Regions from separate parts of the Homo sapiens genome. Here all the other regions are linked to region 1. The links are chromatin contacts, found by Hi-C or POLR2A ChIA-PET in ENCODE. All regions are on one chromosome and are shown on one strand. The core of a region is the stretch at or near the end of the contact, and the rest is flanking DNA. Distances in the headings are between cores, read along the strand shown.

Region 1 (2,994 bases), core at 394-2,893:
AGCCGAGGCGGGCAGATCACTTGAGCCCAGGACTTCCAGACCAGCCTGGCCAACAAAAATTAGCCAGGCATGGTGGAGTGCACCTGTAATCCCAGCTACTCGGGAGGCTGAGGCAGGGGGATCACTTGAACCCGGGAGGCAGAGGCTGCAGTGAGCTAATATTGCTCCACTGCACTCCAACCTGCTGGGCGACAGAGTGAGACTGTCTCAAAAAACAATTGGGATGTTCATCAAAGCACTATTCATAACAGCCAAAAAGTAGAAACAACCCAAGTGTCCATTAGAGAATGAATAAGAAAACTGTGATCCATACATACAATGGAATATTATTCAGCCATGAAAAGGAATGAAGCACTGATCCATGCTACAATGTGGATGAGCCCCCAAAACATTCTGAGTGAGAGAAGCCAGACGCGAAAGCCCACATAGTGTGAGATTCCACTGATACAAAATGCCCAGAACAGGCAAATCCAGAGAGACAGGAAGCAGATGAGTGGCTGCCAGGGGCTGGGGGAGGGGAATGGGGAGTGGCTGCTGATGGGGACAGGGTCTCCTCTTGGGGGATGCAAATGTTCTGGAATTAGACAGAGGTGATGGTTGCACAACATTGTGAATGCACGAAATGCCACTACCGTGTACACTTCATGGTTAGTTTTATGTTATGTGAATTTCAGCTCAATTTTAAGGTGTAAAAAAAGCAATTGAGAATAAGTTGCTTCTGTTGTAAAACGTTACTTTTTTTTTCAGACGGAGTCTTGCTCTGTCGCCCACGCTGGAGTGCAGTGGTGCAATCTCGGCTAACTGCAACCTCCGCCTCCCAGGTTCAGGTGATTCTCCTGCCTCGGCCTCCCCAGCAGCTGGAATTACCGGCGCCCGCCACCACTCCCAGCTAATTTTTGTATTTTTAGTAGAGACGGGTTTCACTGTGTTGGCCAGAAGGGTCTCAAATGCCTGACCTCAAGTGATCCACCCACCTTGGCCTCTTAAAATGCTGGGATTACAGGCATGAGCCACCATGCGCAGCCACATTACTATTTTTAATACAGTTATTTTGTCAATATAACATAAAGTTTGGACCGAGTATCCACTGATGAATGAATGGATAAACAAAATGTGGTCTATCCATCTATCCAGACAATGGAATAGTATTCAGTTTTTAAAAAGAAAGAGATTATAGGGCCGGGCGCGGTGGCTCACGCTTGTAATCCCAACACTTTGGGAGGCCGAGGCGGGCGGATCATGAGGTCAGGAGTTCGAAACTAGCCTGGCCAACATGGTGAAACCCAGTCTATACTAAAAATACAAAAATTAGCTGGGCGTGGCGGTGCGTGCCTGTAATCCCAGCTACTCGGGAGGCTGAGGCAGGAGAATTGTTTGAACCCAGGAGGCGGAGGTTGCAGTGAGCCGAGATCACGCCATTACACTCCAGCCTGGGCAGCAGTGCAAGACTACAATTCAAAAAAAAAAGAAAAGAAAAGAAAAGAAAAAGAGAAAGATTCTGACACATACATGCTCCAACAGGAACTATCCTAAGTGAAATACGCCAGACACAAAAAGAGAAATACTGTATGAGTCCATGCATCAGATTCATAGAGACAGGAAGTAGAATGGTGGGTGCGAGGGGCTGGGGGAGGAGGAAATGGGGAATGAGTATTTAGTGGGGGCAGAGTTTCAGTTTTACAAGCTGACAAGAGCTCTGCTGCGTAACATGAATGGACTGGGGTGAGCCGTGAGGGCTGGAGGGCCCTCAGACAAGAGAAAGGATGACAGTTCCAAGGCTTCAAACAGATGCTCTGAGAGAACCAGTCCTCAGAAAGGCTGAGAATCCCTGGAATTTTTCCTGGGCTGGAAGGGATCTGCTCTATGGCTTAAAGGTCTTGGCCAAGGGCCTGAAGAACCACCCATCTTCCAGGGCCCAGGCACTCCGACTCCTCAAATTTAAATACAGGCGCTTTCTACGCATGAGTGCCAAACCATTTCCAGTAAGTCTCATTGTCAGCTATAAAAATAACCACTGTTGAAGCAGAGACAAGCTCGTGATGCAGCCAGGCAGTGCCACAGAGAGGCAATGGCATCTGTCCCTGTCAAATGGAAAGTCCCCTGGCCAAGCCTCTGAATTCAAGTGAACATCTTGGTCTTGGATGTGACCATCTGAATGGTGGTCGAGAAAGTGCTTGGTCCATAGAAGGCACCCAGGACACTCGAGCCCCCTTCTCTCCCATGACCTTCGTACAATGGCACGGAATGGAGACGCAGGGCTGGGACTTCCCCTCCACCACACCGGTTTCCTTTACAATGAGATTCCATTCCTATAATGAGGAATAATGTAGTAGCTTAGTTAATACAGACAGAACTGCCCCTCAGTCGGTTCTTGGGTAGTGGAGCTAGAATATACAGGCCCTGCTCTAAAAGCTCAAAGCAATCCCTGGACAGTAACCATAGCTTTAATAATACTCATCTGGGCCGGGTGCGGTGGCTGAAGCCTGGAATCCCAGCACTTTGGGAGGCCGAAGCGGGCAAATCACAAGGTCAGGAGTTCGAGACCAGCCTGGCCAACATAGTGAAAGCCCATCTCTACTAAAAATACAAAAAAATTAGCTGGGCTTAGTGGCGGGCACCTGTAATCCCAGCTGCTCGGGAGGCTGAGGCAGGAGAATTGCTTGAACCCGGGAGGCGGAGGTTACATGAGCTGAGATCGTGCCACTGCACTACAGCCCAGGTGACACAGTGAGACTCCATCTAAAATAATAAGAATAATACCCATCTGAATGAATAATAACAAAAACCAGTACCACTGGCTAGGAGGCGGAAGTGGGGTTATGGGGAATTGCTCAATGGGTACAGAGTGTCAATTTCACAAAATGAGAAAGTTCTAGAGATCTGTTGCAGAATGGTGTGAATATATTTAACACTGCTGAACCACGCACTTGAAAGTGGTTTTTTTAAAAAAAAAGTGGTTAAAGTGGAGCTGGATGCAGTGGCATGCACCTGTAG
Region 2 (2,897 bases), core at 360-2,859, 40 kb before region 1:
GGGACTACAGGCGTGAGCAACCACACCTAGCTAATTTATTTTTATTTTTTGGTGGGGTGGGCAGAGGGCACTCTATGTTGCCCAGGCTGGTCCCAAACTCCTGGTCTTCAAGTGATTCCCCTGCCTCCCTCTCCCAAAATACTGGGATAACAGGCGCGAGCCACTGAGCCCAGCTCACCTTAATTTTTTTGTTGTTGTTTAAAACAAAAATCAATGCATACAGGCTGGGTACTAGTTATTTGGACAACTAGTCTCAAACTCCTGGGCTTTAGCCTGTAATCCCAAAACCCCATCTCTACAAAAAATACCAATAAAATTGGCCAGGTGTGGTGGTGCACAAATGTATTCCCAACTACTCGGGAGGCTGAGGTGGGAGGATCGCTTGAGCCTAGGAGGCCGACGTTGCATTGAACCAGATCACGCCATTGCCCTTCAGCCTGGGCAACAGAGAGAGAGGAGACTCCGTCTTAAAAAAAAAAAACAACAACAACAACAAAAAAAACGGCTGAGCACGGCCGCTCACGCCTGTAATCCCAGCACTTTGCGAGGCTGAGGCGAGCGGATCGCCTGAGGTCAGGAGTTAGAAATCAGCCTGGCCAACATAGTGAAACCCTGTCTCCACTAAAAATACAAAAAAATTAGCTGGATGTGGTGGCAGGCACTCCCAGCTACTCGGGAGGCTGAGGCAGGAGAATCGCTTGAACCCAGGAGGCGGAGGTTGCAGTGAGCCGAGATCGCACCACTGCACTCCAGCCTGGGCAACAAGAATGAAACTCCATCTCAAAAAATAAAAAAATAAAGCCAGGCTCAGTGGCTCACAACACCTCTAAGCCCAGCACTTTGGGAGGCCGAGGCGGGTGGATCACCTGAAGTCAGGAGTTCGAGACCAACCTGGCCAACATGGTGAAACTCCATCTCTACTAAAAATATAAAAATTAGCCAGGCATGGTGGCCTATGCTGTAATCCCAGCTACTCAGGAGGCTGAGACAAGAGAATCCCTTGAACCCGGGAGGCAGAGGTTGCAGTAAGCCGAGATGGTGCCACTATACTCCAGCCTGGGCGACAGACCAAGAAGACTCTGCCTCAAAAAAAAAAAAAAAAAAAAAAACAACAACAATGGGAAGCCTCTGAAACTCCCCTTCCCCAGGGGTCTCCGGGGGTCTCCACACTCCTCGGCTGAGTCAGCCTTCCTCCTGCAAACAGCCCAGGGTTCACCAAGTGTACAAGGCTGTCGTGGGCCCCATGCCCCTTCTCGCCACAGGCTTGTGCAGGCACGGGGCCGTCCCCGCTTGATTGCTAGGGGTTTAGCCAATATTTTCTTACGGGGCGCCCTTGCTGGGACACAGGTGCAAGTGTGACATCGTGGGCTGTGAGTCAGGCCTTGGCACTCCTTGCACGGCCGGCCGGCATGAGTCAGGCTGCATTTGCCCACTGTTCCTGTCTTTTCTCTTGTTCTGAACACCGCATGTGCCAGGCCTTCTGTGGGTCATCAGTCATTATTTTGGGTATGCAGCGCAGATCACTCAGGGACAGACTTCTCTGGGTCAGGGGAGCTGGGACTTTACTTATCAAATTGCAAATGTCCAACATACCCCATGCAGAACCAGTGACACGGAGAGAGGTTTCCATCCCAGGGCTGGGGTCGGGGAGGGTGTCGAACACCCAGTACAGCCCCCAGGGTTTCCTAGAAATGCAAATCACAGCTCTGAAGTGCAGCCTGGCCTCTTATGGTTAGACACAGGTTCACACCTGAGAAAGCTTGGCAACGTCTAGAGACATTTTTGGTCCTCACGACTCGGGGAGGCGCGTCGGGGGAATGCTATTAATTGTGGGTTTTGCCATTAAAAAAAAAGTAATGGCAAGGGCCAGGCGCGGTAGCTCACGCCTGTAACCCAGCACTTTGGGAGGCCGAGGCGGGTGGATCACCTGAGGTCAGGAGTTCTAGACCAGCCTGGCCAGTATGGTGAAACCCTGTCCCTACTAAAAATACAAAAATCATGGCCGGGCGCGGTGGCTCACGCCTGTAATCCCAGCACTTTGGGAAGCTGAGGCAGGTCGATCACGAGGTCAGGAGATCGAGACCATCCTGGCGAACACTGTGAAACCCCGTCTCTACTAAAAATACAAAAAAAATTAGCCAGGTGTGGTGGCGGGCGCCTATAGTCCCAGCTACTCCGGAGGCTGAGGCAGGAGAATGGCATGAACCCAGGGGGCGGAGCTTGCAGTGAGCGGAGATCACGCCACTGCACTCCAGCCTGGGCAACAGAGCGAGACACCATCTCAAAAAAAAAAAAAAAAAGTACGAAAATCAGCCAAGCATGATGCCGCGCACCTGTCATCCCAGCCACTGGGGAGGCTGAGGCAGGAGAATCGCTTGAACCCAGGAGGCGGAGGTTGCAGTGAGCCGAGACTGCAGCACTGCACTCCAGCCTGGGCGACGGCATAAGATTCCATCTCAAAAAATAATAATAATAATAATGGCAAGAACGGCAATGACTTTTGCACCAACCTAATAGTATCTGGTGGGTGCAGGCCAGGGATGCTACAATGCACGGGATGGCCTCTGCCACACAGATAATCCGGCCTCAAGTGCTGAAGTTGGGAAATCCTGCTTACCAGCCCCTGAAGAGTCCATTTCTCATCTCATGCCGGCTTACCCCCTACCACCTTTTTTTTTTTTTTTTTTGAGACAGTCTGGCTCTGTCCCCCAGGCTGGAGTGCAGTGGCACAGTCTTGGCTCACTGCAACCTCCGCCTCCCTGGTTCAAGTGATTCTCCTGCCTCAGCCTCCTGAGTAGCTGGGATTACAGGCGCGCACCACCACGCCCAGCTAATTTTTGTATTTTTAGTAGAGACGGGGTTTCGCCATGTTGGCCAGGCTGGTCTCGAACTCCTGA
Region 3 (3,195 bases), core at 435-2,934, 58 kb before region 1:
GGAATTGCAGGTGTGAGCCACTGTGCCCTGTCTGTTATGTATATTTTATCACAGTTTTAAAAGATAAATAAAACATTCCGAGCTTGAAAGCCGAAACACAGGTGGTGGGCTAGATGGGACCTTGGGGTCATCATCTGCTAATCACAGAGCAACCCAAACAGGTTGGCACTTGGACCAAAAGTGTGTGAGACCCAGACCGAGGGCCGGGTGGAACCCAGAATCACAGGGGATTTGCTAATAAGGCAAATCTGGGTGAGGACGCACCTGCTCCAGGAAGGGAGGTGGGGTTGCTCTAGCGACGATGAGCCTGGGGTCTAGGTGGCAGCAGCAGGCCAAGTGCCAGGCGCCCCAGGGATGGGGAAGGATTGATTGAATAAATGTTTAAAGGAACGAATGAGTGGATGCACAGGTGGATGGGGAGGGGTTGTGCTGTAACCACCATGAAACAAACTCCACACTTTGATGAGCCACGTGGAGAGGGAGTGGGCAGAAAGAAGAAACTGGAAGTTGGGCCGGGTGCGGTGGCTTATGCCTGTAATCCCAGCACTTTGGGAGGCCGAGGCAGGTGGATCACCTGAGGTCAGGAGTTCCAGATCAGCCTGGCCAACATGGTGAAACCCTGTCTGTACTAAAAATAGGAAAATTAGTTGGGCATGGTGGCACATGGTGCAGGGCTGAGGCAGGAGGATCGCTTGAACCCCAGAGGTCAAGGCTGCAGTGAGCCGAGATCGTGCCATTGCACTGCAGCCTAGGCAAGAAGAGTGAAACTCTGTCTCAAAAAAAAAAAAAAAGAAAGAAAAGAAAAAAGAAATTAAAAAAAAAAAGAAAATATTACCTAGAGTAAAAGAAACCAGACATAAAAGGCCACATATTGTACAATCCTATCTATGTGAGATGCCCACAGAGGCAAATCCATAGGGCCAGAAAACAGATTGGTGTTTGCCAGGGACTGGGGGTGGAGAAATGGGAAGTGACTGGTAATGGGGACAGGGTATCCCTTTAAGGTGATGAAAATATTCTGGAACTAAGTAGAGGTGGCGGTTGCACAACACTGCATGTATAAAATGCCACTACTTTAAAAATGGTTAATTTCATGTGAATTGCACTTTAATAAAAATAAACAAGTATTTAAAAATCCACCAATGCAAACACTTCTCTGTTCCTCTGTGGTGGAGGAAGGGACACGCGCTTTTTTTTCCGACCTTAGGAAGGAACAAGGGAGCCGGGGTCCCCTCCCAGCCTGGGAGCCCTGGGCACAGTCCCGGCTCATTTGTCAGAGCTATCGGAGCCGTCCTCGGGCTGGTGGGAGTTCAGGGCTCTGAAAGGTTTTCTGTCAAGGCTTGAAAGGGGGCCAGGTTTTTTTCCCCCCGGAGCCGCGCAGTCTCGGGGCTGTTGTTCTCAGCAATCGCAGGGCCTCGTGTTAGCAGGAAGCACAGCCAAGTAGGGTTTCCTGCGTGTTGGAGAGAGGAAGCTCCGTAATGTTCTGGGAGGCGATGGTTAAAAATAACTCCGGTATATAAAGACAGCGGAGGGTCCCCTTGTTCGCTCACTCGGGCGCCGGCCGGCTGGACGCAGGGCCGAGCAGGTGGTTTGGGGCCTCGGGAAGGCCAAACCCCCGCCTCTGGGCCCCTGGCTGGGGAAGACACCAGCCAAGTTCAGAGCCCCAAGTCGGCCTCACTTCCACAACTCAGCGTCAGGGACACCGTGGGCGTTTCTGTTTCAAAACGCTTTTCTCCAGCAAAGAACGTAACCTCAAGCTGCTGTCAGGGTAGAGGAATCCCTGCCCCCCGCCGCCACCCAGATAGGTTGGGCCGTGATTTTGGCTGTGCCTGGCAGTGACGATGTAGCGCACCCAGGCTGGGGGGCGCTGGCAGCCAGGGTTCAAATCCCGGCTCTGCCACCTAACGCTGGGACTCAGTTTCTCCATCTGTAGAATGGAACTAACAATAGCTCCTATGCTGTTGTAAGCACTAAACACAGAAGTTAAGCTTTGGGAGTTAGGAGGGTGTGACCTGGGAAATGGATGTCTGCCCTTTCATAAGCAGATTTTGTTTTGTTTTGTTTTGTTTTGTTTTGAGACAGGGTCTCACTCTGTCACCCAGGCTGGAGTGCAGTGGCAAGATCACGGCTCTCTGCAGCCTCAACCTCCCAGGCTCAAGTGATCCTCCCTCCTCAGCCTCCCAAGTATCTGGGACCACAGATGCACGCCACCACGCCTGGCTAGTTTTCTTTTGAATTTCAGTTAAGACAAGGTATCACTATATTGCCCTGGCTGGTCTCGAACTCCTGGGCTCAAGAGATCCCCCCATCTCGGCCTCCCAAAGTCCTGGGATTACAGACATGAGCCACTGCGCCTGGCCACAAGCAGATTTTTAGAGTTGTCATTGCCATCGGAACAGCTGCCCAGACAGCAAGAAGAGCAAAAGCCTGTGTCTGGGGTCAATGCCAGGGTTTGAGGCTTCCAAGCCTAGGTGACCCCACAACAGATTCAACACATACAAAAAGGATCACAAGGACATGTTATAAACATCTCGATGCCAAAATATTCAGTGACAGGGATGAAATGGACACATTCCTTGAAAGACACAAATTACCAAAGCTTACTTAAGAACAAATAGATCGGCCGGGCGCGATGGCTCGTGCTGTAATCCCAGCACTTTGGGAGGCCGAGGCAGGCGGATCACCTGAGGTCAGGAGTTTGAGACCAGGCTGGCCAACATGGTGAAACCCCGTCTTTACTAAACAACAAAAATTAGCTGGCCATGGTGGCGGCCACTGTAATCCCAGCTACTCAGGAGGCTGCGGCAGGAGAATTGCTTGAACCCCGGAGGTGGAGGTTGCAGTGAGCTGAGATCGTGCCATTGTACTCCAGCCTGGACAACAGAGTGAGACTCTGTCTCAAAAAAACAGAAAAGAAAGAAGAAGAAAGAGAAGGGGAAGGGGAAGAAGAGGAGGAATAAGAGGAAGAAGAAAGAGAAGGGGAAGGGGAGGAAGAGGAGGAATAAGAGGAAGAAGAAAGTAGAAAGAAGAAGAGGAGGAGGAAGAAGGAGGAGGAGGAGGAGGAAGAAGGAGGAGAAGGAGGAGGAGGAGAAATAGATCACCCGAATATCCCTGTGTCTATGGGATAAATCAACATTGTTGTAAAAAGAACTTCCTACAGGCCAGGCATTGTGGTGGGTGCCTGTAATCCCAGCA

What was found. Hi-C counts contacts between places; a loop is a spot of excess contacts on that map. ChIA-PET counts read pairs that join two places held with the same protein, here RNA polymerase II (POLR2A). Pooled maps may share reads with other maps.
Region 2: a pooled map shows a loop between it and region 1 (2.0-fold over the local background). The contact joins two enhancer-like sites. A Hi-C loop is called at or near these places in 1 of 168 maps with a recorded cell type or tissue (endothelial cell of umbilical vein) and 3 of 50 pooled maps. POLR2A ChIA-PET finds 5 or more read pairs at or near these places in 15 of 52 experiments (A549, AG04449, AG04450 and 12 more).
Region 3: a loop to region 1 is called in a pooled map, with 4 times the contacts of the local background. The contact joins two enhancer-like sites. A Hi-C loop is called at or near these places in 1 of 168 maps with a recorded cell type or tissue (mammary epithelial cell) and 9 of 50 pooled maps. POLR2A ChIA-PET finds 5 or more read pairs at or near these places in 13 of 52 experiments (AG04450, BJ, CD4-positive, alpha-beta T cell and 8 more).

The regions. Positions count from the first base shown.
Region 1 is chr19:16,340,499-16,343,492 of GRCh38, forward strand. No RefSeq gene overlaps it. Among named protein-coding and RNA genes, the nearest start is that of KLF2, 17 kb to the left of the region's middle. RefSeq lists an enhancer at 2,083-2,312. Within about 2 kb of position 1,644, at least 21 of the 41 ENCODE cell types and tissues checked have a DNase peak (open chromatin) inside an H3K27ac peak, as active enhancers do; they include CD4-positive, alpha-beta T cell and CD8-positive, alpha-beta T cell, where a contact is called at or near this core.
Region 2 is chr19:16,300,787-16,303,683 of GRCh38, forward strand. The region is part of intron 1 of KLF2-DT (KLF2 divergent transcript); the gene reads right to left. Among named protein-coding and RNA genes, the nearest start is that of KLF2-DT, 22 kb to the right of the region's middle. RefSeq lists an enhancer at 1,390-1,449 and a silencer at 1,650-1,719. Within about 2 kb of position 1,610, at least 6 of the 41 ENCODE cell types and tissues checked have a DNase peak (open chromatin) inside an H3K27ac peak, as active enhancers do.
Region 3 is chr19:16,282,272-16,285,466 of GRCh38, forward strand. KLF2-DT (KLF2 divergent transcript) reads right to left here. Exons shown (of 2, transcript NR_186323.1): 2 at 1,088-1,450. Among named protein-coding and RNA genes, the nearest start is that of KLF2-DT, 41 kb to the right of the region's middle. Within about 2 kb of position 1,685, at least 33 of the 41 ENCODE cell types and tissues checked have a DNase peak (open chromatin) inside an H3K27ac peak, as active enhancers do; they include CD4-positive, alpha-beta T cell and CD8-positive, alpha-beta T cell, where a contact is called at or near this core.